2 separate regions of the Homo sapiens genome follow, and region 1 is linked to region 2. A link is an interaction called in ENCODE POLR2A ChIA-PET data of the cell type or tissue named here. Cell type or tissue: endothelial cell of umbilical vein. All regions are shown on one strand. Each heading gives the region's core, and the rest is flanking DNA. Links, peaks and the distances in the headings are about the cores only.

The links. Peaks named below come from ENCODE experiments on the same cell type or tissue, not always from the same donor. Only the 100,000 strongest peaks of a DNase experiment are listed, where the experiment ranks them.
Region 1: POLR2A ChIA-PET joins it to region 2 with 6 read pairs; 4 of 35 experiments call an interaction of 5 or more read pairs at or near these places.

The regions. Positions count from the first base shown.
Region 1 is chr12:111,707,466-111,718,575 of GRCh38, forward strand. ACAD10 (acyl-CoA dehydrogenase family member 10) reads left to right here. Exons shown (of 21, transcript NM_025247.6): 5 at 2,061-2,219; 6 at 5,033-5,192; 7 at 8,356-8,497. Among named protein-coding and RNA genes, the nearest start is that of ACAD10, 27 kb to the left of the region's middle. In endothelial cell of umbilical vein, for the core only: no CTCF peak of the experiment used is centred there; no DNase peak of the experiment used is centred there.
Region 2 is chr12:111,639,588-111,650,697 of GRCh38, forward strand. BRAP (BRCA1 associated protein) reads right to left here. Exons shown (of 12, transcript NM_006768.5): 11 at 10,352-10,455; 12 at 2,559-4,975. The coding sequence ends at 4,612. LOC124903020 (a long non-coding RNA gene) reads left to right here and starts at 9,371. Exons shown (of 2, transcript XR_007063463.1): 1 at 9,371-9,708; 2 at 9,988-10,249. In endothelial cell of umbilical vein, for the core only: no CTCF peak of the experiment used is centred there; a DNase peak (open chromatin) is centred at 4,114; H3K27ac peaks cover 320 bases.

The DNA.
Region 1 (11,110 bases), core at 2,001-10,000, 69 kb after region 2:
TCCAAAGCCCAGATTGGCAGTTGATCTTCCAGCACCTTTTAGAGTTGTGATGGATCAGAAGGACCCTTCCCCTGGCCCATTCCTCCAAGGATATTCTGAGTCAGTGCAAAAGGGAACAGCTCATGAAATATAGTGAGAGTCATGGTAGCCTCTAGAACACATCAGATTAAATTTCTCTGATAACTCAAGTATTGGACATTTTGCTACCAGAGCCCCTTTCTGATTCTTTCCATCTTTGGAAGAGCTACTTTTGCTGGACTCCAGGAAGTGGCATATTACCTTAGCCCTACATCTGCCTATGCCTGGGTGTATTTGTACCCTTCGTTGGGCCAGTGAGATTAAAGATTTTCAACTCTGCCTACACATCACATGACCTGGGAGTTTGTAAAGATGCTGGGTCTGTTTCCCTGGAGGCTTTCATTGAGTATGTCTAGTTGGGATCCAGGCATGTGTATTTCGAAAAAGCTCCACAGGTGATTCTGCCTTGCAGCTGGGGTGAGATACCCCAAGACGCAGTGAGGGACTTCAGATTCTGTCCATGCTTTTCTCTTATCAGACAGCCTCTGTCATGCTTACCTTGAGAAGGAGGCTTCCCCTCCATCTTCCTGGGATAGAGCCTTGATAAATAAAATCATTTTTATCTGATCTACATTTGGAAAAACACTGACCTTGTTCCCACAGTTCCTGCTTTGCCAAGAAAGTAATAGAAGCCCTGAATAAGTTCATGCCATCATGTGCAAAATAAGAAAGAGAAGGCTAGAGATCTTATCAAATAAATCTTAAGAATTTATTTTACTTCCCCCAGATGTAATTCACCTAGTGAGAGGAGCCGAATGCTTCCTGGAACTTTGCCCCATCCCCCCCAATTCCCTCCACTCTCCTAGCTCTTGTCTCAGCCAGTACAGCTCTGCCACTTCCATCTGGTACGTTACATCGACTGGTGTCTGAAACACCCTGCTTCTGTACTTCTCACTATTGACGTTTTCTTTAGGGTAGCCTCTTAGACTTTTTTTTTTTAGCTCATTCAGGTCCTTAGGAGACAAGAGAAAGTAGAAAGGTCCAGTTTATTCCAGACATTTATTTACCTGAAAGGGCAGTTCTCACCCAACCCAGAATGCAAGTGTAGGGTAGAGAGAGGGGCCACTGGGTTTGTCCTTGGCCTTGGAGAGCTTGGGTCATTCCAAGTGGCAAGTCAGAGATTTAGTTCTGTTCTTAGGGCAGATCAGAGGGTATTGGTTATAGGCTATGTGGCTATAGGAGATTGGGCCCACTCTATAGGAGATTACGCCCTGGGGACACTGTAAAAGGACTTTCGGGGAATCAGTGGATCAGAGACAGCCTGACACTGAGAAGGCTTTCCCGTGTTCTCCTGAACTCTCACCAGCACCCTCCACCCATTACGGATCAGATATGTGGCTGAAGCAAGGTCGTCAGAGTACAGGAGCCTCTTAGCATGTCAGGAACAGTGTCAGCCCTCCCATGGAATTTCTGTCTAAATGGAGTATGGATGGGTTTTTAACCTCTGAAATAAACACTAAGTTCGTATTTATTTTATACCTGTAATAGTGTCTTCTTTCTGCAAAAAAAAAAAAAAATGGCGAAATGCTTTCCGTCAAACTGACATGTACAGCTTTTCTTCTGCTCTGTTTAGCCCCAAGATGTGACATTAGCCAAATGCTTTGTCATTTTGGAACCCACTTAAGTTTCATTTAAGTTTCACAACTTACTGAGCTAAGATAGGTACGATGACTATTAATATTATTCCCATTTTATTGATGATGGCACTGAGGCCCATTATGGCTTTGCTCGTTTGCACAGGGTCACAGTGTCTGAAACAGACACTTTGGTTTCTCGAGTTTGCCCCCACGTTGTAACCCAGTATTGTCAAATTACTCAATGTAAGAAGGCAACATCATTTTATATCATAACACTCTTAAATTACTTGTTATAATAAATCTCAACTGTCCTTCTTATGCTTTTCCTCTCAAAAAGTTTACCAGCATGCATGTGGGAGCTCCACCTTTCGGGACATTCATCTCTCATTCCTGTCCCTCCATCAGATTGTGGAGTCCTGCATGGAAGGGATCTGTAAGCCAGACCCTAGGATCTACAAGCTGTGCTTGGAGCAGCTCGGCCTGCAGCCCTCTGAGTCCATCTTTCTTGATGACCTTGGAACAAATCTAAAAGAAGCTGCCAGACTTGGTATTCACACCATTAAGGTAATAGTCACTAATTTTTGAACTCCCTCCCATGCACCAGCCACTAATGCAATGTTTCTCTGTAATCTTTTTACATTTGTAGCTCTAGCTTTCCTTAGGGTTTCCCCCTGTGTTTCCATAGTCATCTTATTTTGTGTTAATTATGAAATCTATGTGACTAGCTGCTTGTATTTTCAATGGGAAGCAAGACAAACAGGTACTGCGAAGGCAGGTTGAGAAAAGAGATGGGAAAGGAGGTGAATGGCAGGCTTAAGACCTTTGTGGGGGTGTTCACACTGTCCTCATGATCCAGTGATGCTGCCTTAAGTGGGGAGCCAGTGGCCACCAGCCATGCAGGCCATGCAGCTCACTGCTGTAAAGCACGAGAAGCCATGTGAGGGGGTCTCATGCCAACTTTTTTCTATTCTTTTTTTTTTTTTTTCTCATACAGGGTCTTGTTATGTCACCCAGGCTGGAGTGCAGTGGTGCAATCATAGCTCACTGTAGCCTCAACCTCCTGGGCTTAAGTGATCCTCCTACCTCAGTCTCCTGAGTAGCTGACCAGAGGCATACACCACCACACCCGACTAATTTTTGTATTTTTTGTAGAGACAGGGTTTTGCCGTGTTGCCCAAGCTGGTGTCGAACTCCTGGGCTCAAGCGATCTACCCACCTTACCCTCCCAAAGTGGTGAGATTACAGGTGTGAGCCACCATGCCTGGCTTCTATTCTTCTATGTTTGGGTTTTCATCGTCGAGCTGATGGGCCTGTAGGGTAAGAGCAAACGTTGTAACATAATCTTCTTTCTTCTTGGCACAAGAGGGTATTGTGAAATTTTTTTTTTTTTTTGAAACAGAGTTTCACTTTGTCACCCAGGCTGGAATACAGTGGCATGATCTTGGCTCACTGTAACCTCTGCCTCCCTGGTTCAAGCAATTCTCGTGTGTCAGCCCCCTGAGTAGCTGGGACTATAGGCGCACGCCACCATGCCCGGTTAATTTTTTGTATTTTAGTAAAGACAGGGTTTCACCATGTTGCCCAAGCTGGTCTCAAACTCCTAAGCTCAGGAAATCTGCCCGCCTCGCCTCCCAAAGATTCACGGCCTCACCACGCCCGGCCGTGAATCTTTTTTGAGATGAGGTCTTGCTAGGTTGCCGAGGGCTTTGAACTCCTGGACTCCAGCAGTCCTCCCACCTCAGGCTTCCCAAGTGGCTGGAACTGTGGGTGCACACCATCATGCCTAGCTGTTTTGTGAACCGTTGACCAGTGCTTCTCTCTGCAGGATAGAAAGTTCAGTGTGGTTAGGAGTTAAATGGGAAGAGGAAATGCATTCTACTGCTCCCTCATTAGCTAAATATCCTGGGTTCGAAGGCCTTCCTCAGAGTACTGACTTCTTTGATAATTTCCCTCTAAAGGACTACCCTTTGTAAAAAGTAAAGTAGAGGTTCTTCTTTAAAGACTTTCCTTATTATTTAATTAGGAATAAATAGTAACTTCTTTTAGAAGCAAAATTTATTTAAAGACCTGTGCTAAATTTTTTGTTGTTGTTGTTGTTGAGACGGAGTCTCATTCTGTCGCCCAGGCTGGAGTGCAGTGGTGCAGTCTTGGCTCACTGCAAGCTCCACCTCCTGGGTTCACGCCATTCTCCTGCCTCAGCCTCCCAAGTAGCTGGGACTACAGGCATCCACTACCACGCCCAGCTAATTTTTTTGTATTTTTAGTAGAGACAGGGTTTCACTGTGTTAGCTAGGATGGTCTCGATCTCTCGATCTCCTGACCTCGTGATACGCCTGCCTCGGCCTCCCAAAGTACTGGGATTACAGGCGTGAGCCACCACACCCAGCTGACCTGTGCTAAAATTTTTTTTTTTTTTTTTTTTGAGATGGAGTCTTGCTCTTTCGTCCAGTCCAGACTGCAGTGGTCCTATCTTGGCTCACTGCAAGCTCCATCTCCTGGGTTCGCACCATTCTCCTGCCTCAGCCTCCCAAGTAGCTGGGACTACAGGCGCCTGGCTAATTTTTTGTATTTTTAGTAGAGACGGGGTTTCACTGTGTTAGCCAGGATGATCTCGATCTCCTGGCCTCGTGATCCACCCGCCTTGGCTTCCCAAAGTGCTGGGATTACAGGCGTGAGCCACCGCGCCCAGCTATGCTAACATTTTTAAATATTTGCTAGCTGCAATAAAGAAATTAATGTATTTTATGTTTTTAGTTCCTGCAATTTAGTCTAAATATTTGCCTTGGCCTGCTAATACTGGTCCAAGCAAGTATTGGGTCATAGCTTGTTCCTCTTCTTTATTTGAAGGTGTTTTTATTTTTCTCAGCATTTTACAAGTTACTTCCTTCTTCCTTTGTTTTCCTCTACCTTTGCCTCTTTTAAAAAGTTTTAAGTTGCTAGCCAATTAGGACAAATACAGAATGTAAAGTCTCGTTCCAGCCAATGGAAACTGGACACAGCAGTAGGATGGATGCGTCAGCTTATAAATGACCCTGTCTCCTTTGTTTGGTGTACTGTTGTGGCAAAACTGCTGGTGAGTGTACCCTTTCTGCAGGAAGTAAAAATGGCCTTGCTGAGTAAATTAAATTTATGTTCAAGTGCTATGTCTTTGTGGCACCGGGGAACAAACATTTCAGACACCTCCTAGGAAACAGATAGGAGCCCCTGAGGCCAGGATTGACTGCTGGCACCTGTTCAATATATATTCTCTGCACCTGTACTACCATGAATTGTAAAATTAAAAATATATACGTGTATATATTCTCAACATCCTGTGAAAGGAAGGGAAAAATAACAACAACAAAAAATATACATCTACATATTCTCTCTGAAACCAGGTTAATGACCCAGAGACTGCAGTAAAGGAATTAGAAGCTCTCTTGGGTTTTACATTGAGAGTAGGTGTTCCAAACACTCGGCCTGTGAAAAAGACGATGGAAATTCCGAAAGATTCCTTGCAGAAGTACCTCAAAGACTTACTGGGTATCCAGACCACAGGTATGTGGGCTTCTTTCATGTTTTGGTAGCTCTCTCCAAGGCGAAGGTTTTGGTCTGTTTCTCACTTTTCAACCCTAATGGAATGGGCTGGAGACAAAGAAGCTTTACAGTGAGGAAAATAGCCATTGGGCCTGGTGCATCGGAGCACTGCTTTCAGTTTTGCTTGGGAAAAAGCATTAACTTCCCTATTTATGCATCTCCAAAAGTGTACCTATCCCACTCTTACACCTGAGAGTGTGGTATGGCAGTGGTTGCCTGCTTTCAACAGGGAGAGGAACTTGGGGACTGCAGTGTGTGCTCAGAGGATTTTACAGTTTCTAATGCTTTGAGACGACAGCCCATTTTGTGAAGACGACTTAGAAGTTACATCGGCAGGCGGGTGCGGTGGCTCACGCTTGTAATCCCAGCACTTTAGGAGGCCAAGGCAGGTGGATCGCGAGGTCAGGAGTTTGAGACCAGCCTGGCTAACTTGGTGAAACCCTGTCTCTACTAAAAATACAAAAATTAGCTGGGTGTGGTGGTGGGTGCCTGTAATCCCAGATACTCGGGAGGCTGAGGCAGGAGAATTGCTTGAACCCAGGAGGTGGAGGTTGCAGTCAGCCGAGATCGTGCTACTGCACTCCAGCCTGGGTGACAGAGCAAGACTCCATCTCGGGGGGAAAAAAAAAAAGAATTTGCATTGCTGACCGGGGCGTAGTGGCTCACTTCTGTAATTCCAGCATTTTGGGAGGCCAAGGCAGGTGGATAACTTGAGGCCAGGAGTTCGAGACCAGGCTGACCAACATGGTGAAACCTTGACTCTACTAAAAATACAAAAATTAGCTGGGTGTGGTGGTGCACAACTATAGTCCCAGCTGCTCTGGAGACTGAGGCACAACAATTGCTTGAACCTGGGAGGCAGAGGTTGCAGTGAGCCAAGATTGTGCCACTGCACTCCAGCCTGGGTAACAGAGTGAGACTCCATCTCAAAAAAAAAAAGGAAAAGAAAAAAAAAAAGGGCTGGGCGCAGTGGCTCATGCCTGTAATCCCAGCACTTTGGGAGGCTGAGGCAGGCGGATCACCTGAAGTCAGGAGTTCGAGGTCAGCCTGGCCAACATGGCAAAACCCCATCTCTACTAAAAATATAAAAATTAGCTAGGTGTTTTGGCGGGCGCCTGTAATCCCAGCTACTTGGGAGGCTGAAGCAGGAGAATTGCTTGAACCTGGGAGACTGAGGTTACGGTGAGCTAAGATAGTGCCACTGCAGGCCTGGGTGACAGAGCAAGACTCCGTCCCCCCCCCAAAAAAAAAAGGAAAAATAATGTTGCTGGGTGTGGTAGCTCACCCCTGTAATCCCCAGTACTTTGGGAGGCCGAGATGGGCGGATCATCTGAGGTCAGGAGTTTGAGAGCAGCCTGGCCAATATGGCGAAACCCCATCTCTACTAAAAATACAAAAATTAGCCGGGCATGGTGGCACATGCCTGTAGCCCCAGCTACTTGGGAGGCTAAGACAGGAGAATCACTTGAACCTGGAAGGTGGAGGTTGCAGTGAGCTGAGATCATGCCACTGCACTGCAGCCTGGGCAGCAGAGCAAGGCTCTGTCTCCAAAAAAAAAAAAAAAAGTTGCATGATTTTAAAACGCAACAAATTGTCTCCATTTCTTGGAGACAAGTTTTCTCTTTCCTCCTTCACATTCCCCCCTCAGAAAACCAGGTGCCTTGTGTGCTTTAGAGGACACTTTTGGGCCAGGGGTGGTGGCTCATGCCTGTAATCCTACCACTTTGTGAGGCTGAGGTGGGCAGATCACTTGAGGCCAGGAGTTTGAGACCAGCCTGGTCAACATGGCGAAACTCCATCTCTACTAAAAATACAAAAATTAGCCGAGTGTGGTGGCGCATGCCTGTAGTCCCAGCTACTGGGGAGGCTAAGGCAGAATCGCTTGATCCCAGGAAGCAGAGGTTGCAGTGAGCTGAGATCACGCCACTGCACTCCAGCCTGGACGACAGAGGGAGAGTCCATCTCAAAAACAAAAGAAAACAAAAAAGAAGACTTACAAAATTTTTTAAATTAAATTAAATTAAATTTTTTTTGAGATGGAGTTTTGCCCTTGTTGCCCAGGCTGGAGTGCAATGGCATGATCTCAGCTCACTGCAACCTCCGCCTCTTGGGTTCTAGTGATTCTCCTGCCTCAGCCTCCCGAGTAGCTGGGATTACAGGCACCCACTACCATGCCTGGCTAATTTTTGTATTTTTAGTAGTAGAGACGGGGTTTCACCACGTTGGTCAGGCTGGTCTCAAACTCCTAATCTCAGGTGATCTACCCGCCTTGGCCTCCCAAAGTGCTGGGATTACATGAGCCTCCGCACCTGGCCAAAGAAGACATTTTTCCCAGGTAATAAAGGCTTCACCCACTTGCTCCGTGAAAAAGGCTTTTATTGATGGAGTTTCATGTTAGGATGTTTTCCAGCAATTGGATTATTGGTAGTGGCCTCTGCACAGCTGAGGCGCCCACTCTGGCCAGCCAGAAGAACTCAGGCCGAGTTCTGTTGCTTGCCTACTCTTCTAACCAAGTGAAATCAGTCTATACCCAGGGTTCAGTCTTCTTATGGAGCTGAGAATGAATTAGTTTCACCTCAGCCAGGATCCTGCAAGGGAGCCACAGAATTCAGCCTAGTGCAGTGGGAAATTACATCTCATGAAAGCAGCTTTGGGTCAGGCCGAAGGCCTCTGTGTCACTCCTTTCAGCTGTCCCAGCAGTGTCAGGCAGAGGGACGTGCAAGGGCACCTTTCATCCTCAGGCTTAAAGCATTCCATTTGGCAAGATGGGTTGCCATGGCTGCGTTTGTGCTTGATAAACAGAATGAACATGTTTTTATTCATGGAGCAGGAGCTGGCAGGAAGGACAAAATTGGACACCTGCACAAACTGAGAAAATTACTGTGGTATAAAATGAATGGCCTTTGACAAACTGTAGTGGCATGTGATCCTGGACCTGAGTTGGCGGAGTGTAGACCTGGGACTCAGTCACTCCTAGTAGGCAGAGAAGAGGTACTTTTCTTGCACTGCATGGCAGATGAGGATATTTTGAAGCCCAAATGCAGAACTCATTAGAAAGAAAGAATGTCTGCTCAGATCTGTCCTCCAGGGCTGGTTTGAGTTTTCTTTGTTTTCAAACTTGCAGGCCCATTGGAACTACTTCAGTTTGATCACGGGCAGTCAAATCCAACTTACTACATCAGGCTGGCTAATCGTGATCTAGTTCTGAGGAAGAAGCCCCCAGGGACACTCCTTCCATCTGCCCATGCCATAGAGAGGGAGTTCAGGTAAGTTTTCAGGGCCAGGGGAGCACTTGCCCACTAGCCTCCACTGTGCACAAGCTCAGCCCTAAACTGAAAAGTCAGCACTCCATAAAAATACCCCAAGACATTTAAAACTACAATTATGGGCCAGGCTTGGTGGGTCACACCTATAATCCCAGTGCCTTGGGAGACCGAGGCAAGAGGATCATTGAGCCCAAGAGGTCAAGACCAGCCTAGGCAATGCAGCAAGACCCTGTTTCTACCCCCCATCCCCCCCCAAAAAAAAGCCTGGGTGTGCTGGCATGAACCTGTAGTCACACCTACTCAGGAGGCTGAGGTGGGAGGATTGCTTGAGCTGGGAGGTTAAGGCTACAGTGAGTTACTGTGGCATCATTGCACTCCCACCTGGGAGACATTGTGAAACCCTGCTCCAATCCCCCAAAAAGCCAAATGTAAATTAGAACTATTCTGGAAAACAATATGATACAATTTATTAAAAGCCTCAGCGTTTTCATACTTTCAGACCTAATAATTCCAATTCTGGGGCTCTGTCTTAAAGAAATAATTCTAAGTAGGGGGAAACAGCTGTATGTATTAATATGCTCACCATAAAGTTGTTTAATAATAAGAATTTGGAAGGCCAGGAGCAGTAGCTACCATAGTCCCAGCACTTTGGGAGGCTGAGGCAGGTGGATGACTTGAACTCAGGAATTGAAGACCAGCCTGGACAACATAGTGAAAACCTGTCTCTACCAAAAATACGAAAAATTAGTTGGGTGTGGTGGCACATACCTGTAGTTCCATCTACTCAGGAGGCTGAGGTGGGAGGATCTCTTGAACCTGGGAGGTGGAAGCTGCACTGAGCCGAGGTGGGCACCACTGCACTCCAGCCTGGGTGACAGAGCGAGACTGTGTCTCAAGAAACAAACAAAAGAGTTTGGAAACTACTTAAATATACTATAATCTGTACCATAATCAGGAAATAATTAAGTAAACCTTGGTATATATACTGTCGCAATGACAGTAATAGTAATAGCTAACATTTATCGAATGGTTAATATGTGCCAGGCACTAAAATAAATGCTTCGAATGTCTGTTACTGCAGAGCATCCTCACAACTCTATGATATGTTACAATTATAGTCCTCATTTACAACTGGGAAAAGTAAGCCTTAAAGAAACCAAGGCAGGCAGATTTGCTTTGAGCTCAGGCGTTCGAGCCCAGCCTGGGCAACATGGTGAAACCCTGACTCTACAAAAAATACAAAAATTAGCCGGGTGTTGGTGACTTGGACCTGTAGTCCCAGTTACATGGGAGGCTGAGGCTGGAGAATCACTTGAACCCAGGAAGCAGAGGTTGTAGTGAGCTGAGATCGTACCGCTGCACTCACAAAGTGAGACCCTGTCTCAAAAAAAAAAAAAAAAAAAAATTAACCAGCATACCCAGGGTCATAAAACTAGTAAGCAAGTGCTAGAGTCTGGCTTTATAGCCAGTCTGTGAGATTTCATAGCTCACCTTTAATGATTATGCTGTTATTGCAGCTAATAAAAGTATGCCTATAATAACAAATGTGTATGATAAAATTTTAAGATAGTAAAGGCAGATACAAACTGCATATATAGTATTAGCTGATTTTTTTTTTTTTTTTAGGCAGAGTGTCACTATTGTCCAGGCTGGAGTACAGTGGTGTGATGATACCTCACTATAATCTCGAACTCCTGGGCTCAAGTGATTCTCCGCCTCAGCCTCCCAAATACTACAGGCACATGCCATCATGCCTGGCTAGTTTTAAAAATTTTTTTGTAGAGATGGGGCCTCACTATATTGCCTGAACTCTTGGCCTCAAGCAATCCTCCCACCTTGGCCTCCCAAAGTATTGGGGATTACAGGCATGAGCCAGCGTGCCTGGCCAAGGTTTTTGATTATTAATTCAATTTAACAAAAATGTTGTTACTCAGATATTTTATTTCATCTTGTTTTAGATTTGGTAAGTTGTAATTTCTAAGGAGTCTGTTCATATCACCTAAGCTGTTGAATTTATGATTTATAATATTCCCTTACTATCCTTTTAATATACGTAGGATCTATAGTGATATCCTTTTTTTTTTTTTTTTTTTTTTTTTTTTTTTGAAATGGAGTCTTGCTTTGTCATCCAGGCTGGAGTGCAGTGGCATGATCTTGGCTTATTGCCACCTCCATCTCCCAGGTCCAAGTGATTCTCCTGCCTTAGCCTCCCAAGTAACAGGGATTATAGTCACACGCCACCATGTCCAGCTAATTTACTATTTTTAGTAGAGATGGGGTTTCCCCATGTTGACCAGGCTGGTCTACAACCCCTGATCTCAAGTGATTCACCTGCCTCGGCCTCCCAAAGTGCTGGGATTACAGGCGTGAGCCACTATGCCCACCCTAGTGATATCCTTTCTTTATCACTGCTGGTATTAACTGATAATTTGTATTCTCTCTCTCTTGTTAGTCTAGCTAGGGATTTATCAATTACATTGATCTGGGAACCACAGTTTGGTTTTGTTACTTTTTTCTATTGTTTGTTTTGTTTTGAGGCGGAGTTTTTGCTCTGTCACCCAGGCTGGAGTGCAGTGGCGCAATCTCGGCTCACTGCAACCTCTGCCTCCCAGG
Region 2 (11,110 bases), core at 965-8,964:
TAATACCCAAATGCAAATAATGCTTTTCACTTGCTCCAGGGAGACTACAGAACAGGGTTTGGGGGAGGCCAGTGGGTGAGGGTGGGAGGTGCAAAATCAACTTCACCTTGCAGAGGAGAAGCAGACACTTGGCCTTGGCTCTAGGATAAAACTTGGGGTTCCTAAAGGACAGGCTTTTCTCCCTCTTACTGCTTCACTCTTTACTGTCAAAGCTATATCTGGGCCAGGCGCAGTGGCTCACACCTGTAATCCCAGCACTTTGGGAGGCCGAGGCAGGCAGATCACTAGAGGCCAAGAGTTTGAGACCAGCCCGGCCAACATGGCAAAAGCCCATCTCTACCAAAATACAAAATACAAAAAATACAAAAAATGGCTGAGCACAGTGGCTCATGCCTATAATCCCAGTACTTTGGGAGGCCGAGTAGGTGGATCACTTGAGGTCAGGAGTTCGAGACCAACCTGGCCAACACGGCAAAACCCCATCTCTACAAAAAATACAAAAATTAGCCAGGCATGGTGGTGTGTGCCTGTAATCCCAGCTACTTGGGATGCTGAGGCATGAGGATTGCTTGAACCCAGGAGGCGGAGGTTGCAGTGAGCTGAGATCGCGCCACTGCACTCCAGCCTGGGCAACAGAGTGAGGCTCTGTCTCAAAAAAAAAAAAAAAAGCTGCATCTGTTGGTGCAACCATTTTATAGGTATTCTGGGTCTCTATTTCAAGAATTTTCACAGGGAAGCATGAAAAGGACTGGCCAACAGAAAAGGTCTGCCACAGAATACTCGGTGGCTTCCTAAACTCGATTAAGGTGACAGCCTGGTCTCTGGGTAGTTTAAAGGACCCCCAGCACTGTTAAGGTGCAGCTGATTCTTAAGAGACTTTTAATTTCCCTTCTGCTGCCAAGAGAAGTGATGCAGCAGAGTCACTATGCAGCAGTTAATTCAGCTTTATCCTGGAGAAAATAAGAGTGACTTTTTCCTTTTTTAGATAAGCCCATGGCATCGCACAAGCCAAAATATGCCACCAGCCCAAGCAACGTGGCATCATGCATGGCAGCCAAATCTCATGGATGGTATTTGTAGCTTGTGGAGCCTGACTGTACTAGGAGAGGGGTTTCTAAACGATGACAGAAGGTTGTTCATTCGTGATTTGCCAAGTTCTCCACACTCTACTAGCTGGCTGTGGAAATCAGTTTCTCAGCCCTTTTGAGGAGGACAACTTTGCCATGCAAGCAGAGAGTGGGTAGTTGCTTCAGTGTTTATATATTGATCAATATATTCTAGCAAGTCACATTTATGACGGTTTCCCACCAAGAACAAACCCCCCCACCAAAACAATCTCAGCTTAGTGGGAAATAGTCTCAGGTGTAAAAATTGCTTTTAGTGGCTGGGTGCGGTGACTCACAACTGTAATCCCAGCACTTTGGGAGGCTGAGGCGGGTGGATCACTTGAGGTCAAGAGTTCGAGACCAGCCTCGCCAACATGACAAAACCCCATCTCTACTAAAAATACAAAAAATTAGCTGGGCATGGTGGCACATGCTATAAGCGCAGCTACTCGGGAGGCTGAGGCAGGAGAATCGCTTGAACCCAGCGGGTGGAGGTTGCAGTGAGCCAAGGTGGAGCCACTGCACTCCAGCCTGGGAGACAGAACAAGACTGTCTCAAAAAAAATAAAAAATAAAAAAATGTGCTTTTAGTTTGCAAGAGTTGTGTGCCTAGGACTTCCCTTGCCCAGTTCAGCTACTTTTCACTAGTTTGGGAACCTGGAAGAAGGGAGTGGAAAGATGAATAATCTAGATGCTCACTATATTGTTGAGGGTTTTTTTTTTTTTTTTTTTTTGAGACAAGGTCTGTTGCCCAGGCTGGAGTACAGTGGTATAATCACAGCTCACTGCAGTCTCGAACTCCTGGGTTCAAGCGATCCTCCCACCTCAGCCTCCCAAATAGCTGGGACTACAGGTGTGCAAGACCATGCCCGGCTAATCAAAAACTTTTATTATTATTATTTTTTTTGGTAGAGATTGGGTCTGGCCATGTTGCCCAGGCTGGTCTTGAACTCCTGACCTCAAGCATTCCTCCCACCTCAGCCTCCCAAAGTGGTGGGATTACAGATGTGAGCCACCGCACCCAACCAAGGGGCTGATTTTTACGTTGCTTTTTAAATCAAGGCCACTTTTTTTTTTTTTTTTTTTTTTTGAGATGGAGTCTCGCTCTGTCACCCAGGCTGAAGTGCAGTGGTGCAATCTCGGCTCACTGCAAGCTCTGCCTCCCGGGTTCATGCCATTCTCCTGCCTCAGCCTCCCAAGTAGCTGGAACTACAGGTGCCTGCCACCATGCCCAGCTAATTTTTTTTTTTGTATTTTTAGTGGGGACGGAGTTTCACCATGTTAGCCAGGATGGTCTCGATCTCCTGACCTCATGATCCGCCCGTCTCAGCCTCCCAAAGTGCTGGGATTACAGGCGCTGAGCCACTGTGCCCAGCCGACACTTTCTTAGATTATTAGAGACATGCTCCCAAGCAAATGTCAGTCAGAGACACACATTTCACACGGGGCAGAATAATTTCAAAGTTTGGCTATTTTAATTCAATTTCATTGTTCAAGGTAGTATGGGTATATTAAGTGGTTCATTTCCCTCCTGAAGAAAACAACTTCTGTCTGATGTGATTTTGTGAAATTCAAACATGACTCTTTGACTGTTTAAAAAAAAATTTTTTTTTCTTTACGTATCTTGGTAAGATTTTTTTTTTTTCTGGGACATATTTTTTGTAAACCTCCAAGTAGTTTGGAAACACTTGCCTATTTGCTCATTCCTCTGGGCACAGCCTTTCAGAGCATTTATCCCACCTGTACTGAAAAATCTGTTTTCCCAGGTGGTGGTGGGGCCACTGGATAGAAGGGATCACAGAGAAATGAGGAGTGAGCGAGCTTTGTAAACTACTTCTAATTCTCTTCATTAGTATGCTATGATCCACCCCAGCTTCTGCAAGGTCAGACATGCAAGACAAGTACTTGGCCAAAACAGCAGGATTCTAACTAGTGTAAAAATAGATTTTAAATAAAATAGAATCTCTATAGGAAAGAGAATTAGGTTATGCTTTACATTCCCACTCTTAAGATATCTGTATATATAAGTCCAAGAGAGACTCAAAGAGTTGGTCTGCCCTAAGTAAAAATTAAGAATGTCTGAGTACATTCATTTTGCAACATTACACGTAAAGTTTTTTGGGAAATGCTGCAGCACATCCCACAAAAACAGATGGTGATTAGTGATACAGTTGATGTGCTAACAAGTAACATGTAAGACATTTAGGTCAAAGGGGATGAGGCCTAATTACAGGCTAAAAACCTATTCTGAAATGTGATCATTTGAAAACCTGTGGCTAATTATAAAGCAAAAACTAAAACCTGTTGTTTAACAATACATCTTACTAACCTATCCCTCTACCTCTTCAAGAAACTAAATTCCAACACAGGTCTTATTTTAAGTTTGCTCAATTACTGCAGGTTATAAATTATTTGACATTTATGGTTCCAGAGAGAGTACACAGCCCCTCTGTTGGCCCACACAAGCGTTATATGACTGTTCTAAAGGGGGCTCTGTTGAAATTCTAATTTTAGGATTTAGAAACAGCTTTTGGTTATATCTTGAAAGCGTAATTGAAAATCTGCCCAAGCTCCCTCTAGCTGCAACCTGAACATGCAGCCCAATATTTTGTAAACATTTAGAAAATACTAAACCCAACAAAATACACAATTAGCTAGTCAGAGGCCTCACTCTACATTTTCACACGGATGAGAAATCTCCCCACTCAGTCTTGCTAGATGCTAGGATACCCACTCTGAGATTTGAGTTTGGGAACAGCCATTAAGCCTCCTCCTTAATTGCGGTTCATAATGATGTACGAAGTCACCAAAAATAAACAGTGGAGCTGCCACCATTTTTCCTACACTGAGTCTACCCAATGTGCCCCGGGTTGTTTGTTTTTCCTGGCTGGCCCCAGAGCAAGAAGAGATGACTGCTGGTAAAGAGCCAGGGCCTGGTTTACTACCAGGCCTCTTTTCAGATAACATTCAAGCAATTCTTCCACTCCCCAGAGGAAGGGGGAGATGATAATGATATGACACTATTGCTAGGGAGTTTTCATAACTCCTTAATAGCCAATGGAAACCTCTCTTTAAAGCAGCTGTTATGCCCTCAGAGAGGTTTGGTGCTTTAGTGCTAGATAACCTTACCTTTGAGGTTACAAGAAATAACTTAACATCTTAAACCTACCCCAGAACTGAATGTCAAATACGCCAACTCCATAAATACAATGGAAAAATGCACAGCAGAGTTGGGGCTTCTACCAAGCAGGAAGGCAAAATGGTCATTAGAATGTGAGGTTAGTGAACTCTTAAGACCTTTTCGAACGCAGCGCCTTTCTATCAGCTCTCCAGTCAGCACCCTTTACATTCACTACATCACACACTAGCAAATGAAAGAGCCAAACAACTGTGGCTTGATCCTCACTTGTACTTATTAGGGCCCACCCTCACATTTAGCTGAAGGTCCCAGCACACTCTCACAGTGTCAGGGAGAACAGTCTCAGGGATGTCTGTTGCTCTGAAGGTCACTTGCCCCTCTTGCTGCGGCCCTTCCTGGAGGGCAACTTCCCACTGCCCCCCGAAGAGGCAGGGCTCGAGGCCGAGGCCATGGCGATGTTGATCTGTCCCTCCTGGATTTCCTGCCGGGTCTCGGCAGGCAGATGGTTGATCTTCTGCTGTGTCTCCAGGTAGAACATGACGTCACGCAGCTGCTCCTGGATCTCGGTGATCTGCAGATCTTTTTGGTCACAGGTCTCCTTCAGCACCCTCTCCTCCTCTTTTAGCTTGTTCTGCAGGAGGACTTGGTTGGCTCGCAAACACTTGTTCATTTCCTGCTCCTCTTTGAGCTCGTTGGTGAGTTTGGCCACTTTTGTGTTTAGCTGAGTGCACCTTTTGAAAAACAAAGGAAGACAAAAGCACATTTTTCATTTGCTGACACAGTCCCCTTTCTGCTCTGGGATTGAACAGAGAAACCATGACCTCAGAATCCCTTTAGGACAGACCCCTTTCTCCCATCGTGAGGGAGAATGGTTTTCTGCCATCGCAATCAGCTATGCAAAGCAAGAATTTTGCTCTACTTAACACAAGTGTATTTTTTTTTGAGACGGAGTTTCGCTCTTGTTGCCCAGGCTGGAATGCAATGGCACGATCTCAGCTCACTGCAACCTCCACCTCCTGGGTTCAAGCGATTCTCCTGCCTCAGCCTCCCAAGTAGCTGGGATTACAGGCACCTGCCACTATGCCTGGCTAATTTTTGTATTTTGAGTAGATATTGGGGTTCGGCATGTTGGCCAGGCTGGTCTTGAACTCCCAACCTCAGGTGATCCACCTGTCTCGGCCTTCCAAAGTACTGGGATTACAGGCATGAGGCACTGCGCCAGTCCACAAGTGTATTATTTATTTATTTATTTTTTGAGATGGAGTCTCACTCTGTTGCCCAGGCTGGAATGCAGTGGCGTGATCTTGGCTCACTGCAACCTCTGCCGCTTGGGTTCAAGCGATTCTCCTGCCTCAGCCTCCTAAGTAGCTGGGATTACAGGTGCCTGCCACTGTGCCCAGCTAATTTTTGCATTTTTAGTAGCGACGGGGTTTCACCATCTTGGCCAGGCTGGTCTGGAACTCCTGACCTTGTGATCCACCCACCTTGGCCTCCCAAAGTGCTGGGATTACAGGTGTGAGCCACCGCGTCCAGCCCACAAATGTACTTTTAAGACACTTTTTTTTAAGCATCAGAAAGTTTTCAGTAGCAGAAACTATTCTGTGACTGACGGTAAAAATTCTACTGCTTCTTTGTTTTGCAGTCAGTGGTTAAATAGGTGCCTTCGAGATGATAGCTGTGATAAGGAAGTTATGAGGAAAAGTGGCATTCTTGGAGAGTCAAGTACTCTGACTTCATTGCATTTGCTGAAGGGGAAAAAAAGGGCACTTATTCTAACCAAAGGGCTTTAGACTTGGGAGTGCCCTATTCTTGATGTCCAGTCTTACTCATAAGTAAAGAATTGCAAATGAAACCACCATTTGAGGCCAGGTGCATTGGCTCATGCTTGGAATCCCAGCACTCTGGGAGGCTGAGGCGAGAGGATCGCTTCAGTAAATGAAACAGGAAATGAGTTCGAGACCAGCCTGGGCAACAAAGTAAGACCCTGTCTCTACACAAAATCAAAAAACTTAGCCAGGTGCAGTGGCGTGCACCTGTGGTCCCAGATTTACAGGAGGCTGAAGCTGGAGGATTGCTTGATCCCAGCAGGTCAAGGCTGCAGTGAGCTGTGTTCATGCTACTGCACTCCAGCCTGAGTGACAGAACGAGATCTTGTCTCAAACAAACAACCCATACCATCTGAGACCCAGCAGAGTGGCTCATGTCTGTAATCCCAGCACTATGGGAGGCAAAAGTGAGAGGGTCACTTTGAAATCAGCCCGGTCAACATAGCGAGACACCGTCTATACAAAAGAAAAATTAAAAAACTAGCTGGGTGTGGTGATGTGCACTTGTAGACCCAGCTACTTGGGAGGCTGAGGCAGAGGACTGCTTGAGCCCAGGAATTTGAGCCTGCAGTGGGCTGTGATTGCATCACTGCACTCCAGCCTGTCTGACAGAGTAAGACCCTGTCTCAAAAAAACAACAACAAAAACCAAAAACACTCACACACAAAAACCACGAACAAAAAAACCCCACTATTTGAGATACTATTTTTATGCATCAGAACACCCAAGAGCTGAGACATGAGAAAAGAGGCACTTACACACTAGCACTGGAGCATGAACTGGTATAAACTCTTTCGAAGACAACTTGGCAATATCTATAAAAACAAAAAATTTGGGCCAGGCACGGTGGCTCACGCCTGTTATCCCAGCACTTTGGGAGGCCGAGGAGGGTGGATCACGAGATCAGGAGTTCAACATCAGCCTGGCCAACATGGTGAAGCTCCGTTTCTACTAAAAATACAAAAATTAGCCGGGTGTGGTAGCGTGTGCCTGTAATCCCAGCTACTCGGGAGGGTGAGGCAGGAGAACTGCTTGAACCCTAGAGGCGGAGGCTGCAGTGAGTCGAGATCGTGCCACTGCACTCCAGCCTGTGTGACAGAGCAAGATTCCGTCTCAAAAATAAATAAATAAAAACAAAAAATTTGCATGCCCTTTGACACAGCTATTTTACTTCTAGGAATTTATACCATAGAATAGATATACTCAGGATTAGGTAAAAAGAGACATGGAGGAAGATGCTCATTACAGTATTGCTTATAGTAGTGTGAGATTTGACACAACTTGACACAATCAATAGGAACCTGGTCAAAATCATTATGCAGGCCAGGTGCAGGGCTCATGCCTATAATCCTAGCATTTTTGGAGGCCAAGACAGGATCAAGGAGGAGGATCACTTGAGGCTAAGAGTTCAAAACCAGCCTGGGCAATATGGCAAGACCCCGTCTCTACAAAAAAATTTTCAATTGGGCAGACATGGTAGCACACACCTGTAGTCCTAGCTACTCAGGAAGCTCAGACTAGGAGGACCACTTGAGCCCAGTAGCTGGAGGTTGCAGTGAACTATGATTACGCCACTGTACTCTGGCCTAGGCAACACAGCAAGACCTTATTTCAACAACAACCACCACAACAGAAATCATTATAGTACATCCATACAATTAAACAGCATGCAGATGTTACAAAGATCAGGATAGATTTAGATGTGCTAGTATGAAAAAAAATCCAAAAACATATTTTATCAAAAAGAATACCTAGATTCTATTTTTGCAGAGAAAAGATTATGCATGTGAGATATTTATGTGGGCAGAGCTAAACATCTAGAAGAAGAAATATTCACTGGTACTGGTTAATAATGGTTAACACTAGATAGCAGGATCTAGAGGGTGAAAAAGAACTTCCAGTTTTTGCAGGGTGTGGTGGCCCATGCCTGTAATGGTAAAACAGTCTCTGCAAAAAATTAGCCAGAGGCCAAGCACGGTGGCTCACGCCTGTAAAACCAGCACTTTAGCAGGCGGATCACCTGAGGTCGGGAGTTTGAGACCAGACTGACCAACATGGAGAAACCCTGTTTCTACTAAAAATACAAAATTAGCCACGCATGGTGGTGCATGCCTGTAATTCCAGCTACTTGGGAGGCTGAGGCAGGAGAATTGCTTGAACCCCGGAGGCAGATGTTGCAGTGAGCCGAGATCACACCATTGCAGCCTGGGCAACAAGAGCGAAACTCCGTCTCAAAAAAAAAAAGAAAAAAAGAAAAAAAAATTAGCCAGGGGTGGTGGTGCACAGCTGTAGTCCAGTTACTTGGGAGGCTGAGGTGGGAGGATCACCTGAGCCTAGGGAGGTGGAAGATGTAGTGAGCTGGCCGAACACAGTGGCTCAAGGCTGTAATCCCAGCACTTTGGGAGGCTGAGGAGGGCGGATCATGAGGTCAAGAGATCGAGACCATCCTGGCCAACATGGTGAAACCCCGTCTCTACTAAAAATCCAAAAATTAGCTGGGTGTGGTGGTGTGCTCCTGTAGTCCTAGCTACTCGGGAGGCTGAGGCAGGAGAATCACTTGAATCCGGGAGGCGGAGGTTGCAGTGAACTGAGATCGCTCCACTGTACTCCAGCCTATTGCGCCACTGCACTCCAGCCTGGCGACAGAGCAAGACTCTCTCTAAAAATAAAGATGGGCTGGGCACGGTGGCTCACGCCTGTAATCCAAGCACTTTGGGAGGCCAAAGCGGGTGGATCATGAGGTCAAGAGATCGAGACCATCCTGGCCAACATGGTGAAACCCCGTCTCTACTAAAAATACAAAAATTAACTGGGTGTGGTGGTGTGCTCCTGTAGTCTTAGCTACTCGGGAGGCTGAGGCAGGAGAATCACTTGAATCCGGGAGGCGGAGGTTGCAGTGAACTGAGATCGCTCCACTGTACTCCAGCCTATTGCGCCACTGCACTCCAGCCTGGCGACAGAGCAAGACTCTGTCTAAAAATAAAGATGGGCTGGGCACGGTGGCTCACGCCTGTAATCCAAGCACTTTGGGAGGCCAAAGCAGGTGGATCATGAGGTCAGGAGATCGAGACCATCTGGCTAACACGGTGAAACCCCATCTCTACTAAAAATACAAAAAAATTAGCTGGGCATGGTGGCAGGCACCTGTAGTCCCAGCTATTGGGAGGCTGAGGCAGGAGAATGGCGTGAACCCGGGAGGCGGAGCTTGCAGTGAGCCGAGATCGCGCCACAGCACTCCAGCCTGGGCAACAGAGCGAGACTCCGTTTCAAGAAAAAAAAGATGTAGTGAGCTAAGGTTGTGCCACTGTACTCCAGCCTGGGTGACAGGGAAAGACCCTGTCTCCAAAACAACAACAACAACAACAAAAAAAACCCGTCCGGTTTTTACTTTGTATTCTTTAACACAGTTGTTCAATTTGTTAGGGTGCTGAAAGTATAGGGTAATTTTTAAGTTTTACGTCTATTAATTTTGTAGTGTTGTTTTTACAATAGCTTAACAAAATTTTATTTTTGTTGAGACAGGGTCTCGCTGTTGCCCAGGCTGCAGTGCAGTGGTGAGATGTTGGCTCACTGCAGCTTCTGCCTCCCAGACTCATGTGATCCTCCTACTTCAGCCTCCTGAATAGCAGGGACTACAGGTATGCGCCACCATGCCCAGCTCATTTTTGTATTTTTAGTGGAGATGGGGTTTTACCATGTTGTCCAGGCTGGTCTTGAATTCCTGGGCTCAAGCAACCTGCCTGCCTCAGCCTCCCAAAGTGCTGGGATTACAGGCGTAAGCCACCATGCCTGGCTGGTAATTTCAATCAGTAGCAACTATCTTCCCAAATAACAGTAAATAAGGAATGTTATCGCCATGCTGTTCATGAGTTTTTTGCTCCATATTCAACATCTCTTGCCTTTAACTCCTGCCCAAGGCCACAGCATAGAACATCTCCAGCTTAGACACAGTCTCGTTCCTAACTGCCAGTTCTCAGCCACAATGGCTCAAAGAAGCCGAAGGCTCTGGATGGAAGAAAATTGCTTTCCACAGGCAAAAATGGAAGATATCTGCACACACTGCAAGTGCACAGACATCAGAAGAGAGCACTGCATTCCACATGGCATCCATCTGGTATGAAACCCCGCATTTTTTAATAAACGAGAAGCCTGTTCCATATATAGGGAGACTCCTGAAAACCTGGTGATACATATATTTGAAAATGAGGGTGTTTCCATAGGAATGAAAGAAACTGTCTGTTTATAGAGCCTGTTACAACAGAATAGACCGATTATACCTACTTTCTTTCCACAGACTGCTTTTCTTTTAGGAGATCATTTAGTTTGTGCTCTAGATTATCACACTTCTCAATTGTTTCTTTAAACTTGGTCTTCATGTTGTTAATCTGAAAGAGCAAAGAGAAATCAGATTCATTTCACAAAGGTAATGTGGTGTGCTCTTTGGGACCAACATCATATTTTTCCCCCCAATTATCTGTATATAACTTTGACAAACCAAAATTAGAGAAGGTGAGATATGGCAGTTTCCAGGCAGGGGAAAAAAATAAAGAAAAGGTGAGGTAATCATTTGAAAGAATTTCTGTAATAGGATTAAAAATGCCGGGAAATCTTTTTTTTTCTTTTTTTGAGCCAGAGTCTCGCTCTGTCGCCCAGGCTGGAGTGCAGTGGGATGATCTTGGCTCACTGCAACCTCCCGCTCTTGGGTTCAAGCAATTATCCTGCCTCAGCCTCCCAAGTAGCTGGGACTACAGGTGCCTGCCACCACGCCCGGCTAATTTTTGTATTTTTAGTAGAGACAGGGTTTCATCATGTTGGCCAGGCTGGTCTCGAACACCTGACCTCAGGTGATCCACCTGCCTCGGCCTCCCAAAATGTTGGGATTACAGGCGTGAGCCACCGTGCCCGGCCTAATTTTTCTATTTTTTAGTAGAGATGCCACGTTGGCCAGGCTGGTCTCAAACTCCTGACCTCAAGTGAGGCTTGCCTCGGCCTCCCAAAGTGCTGGGATTACAGGCATGAGCCACTGCGCCTGACCTAATT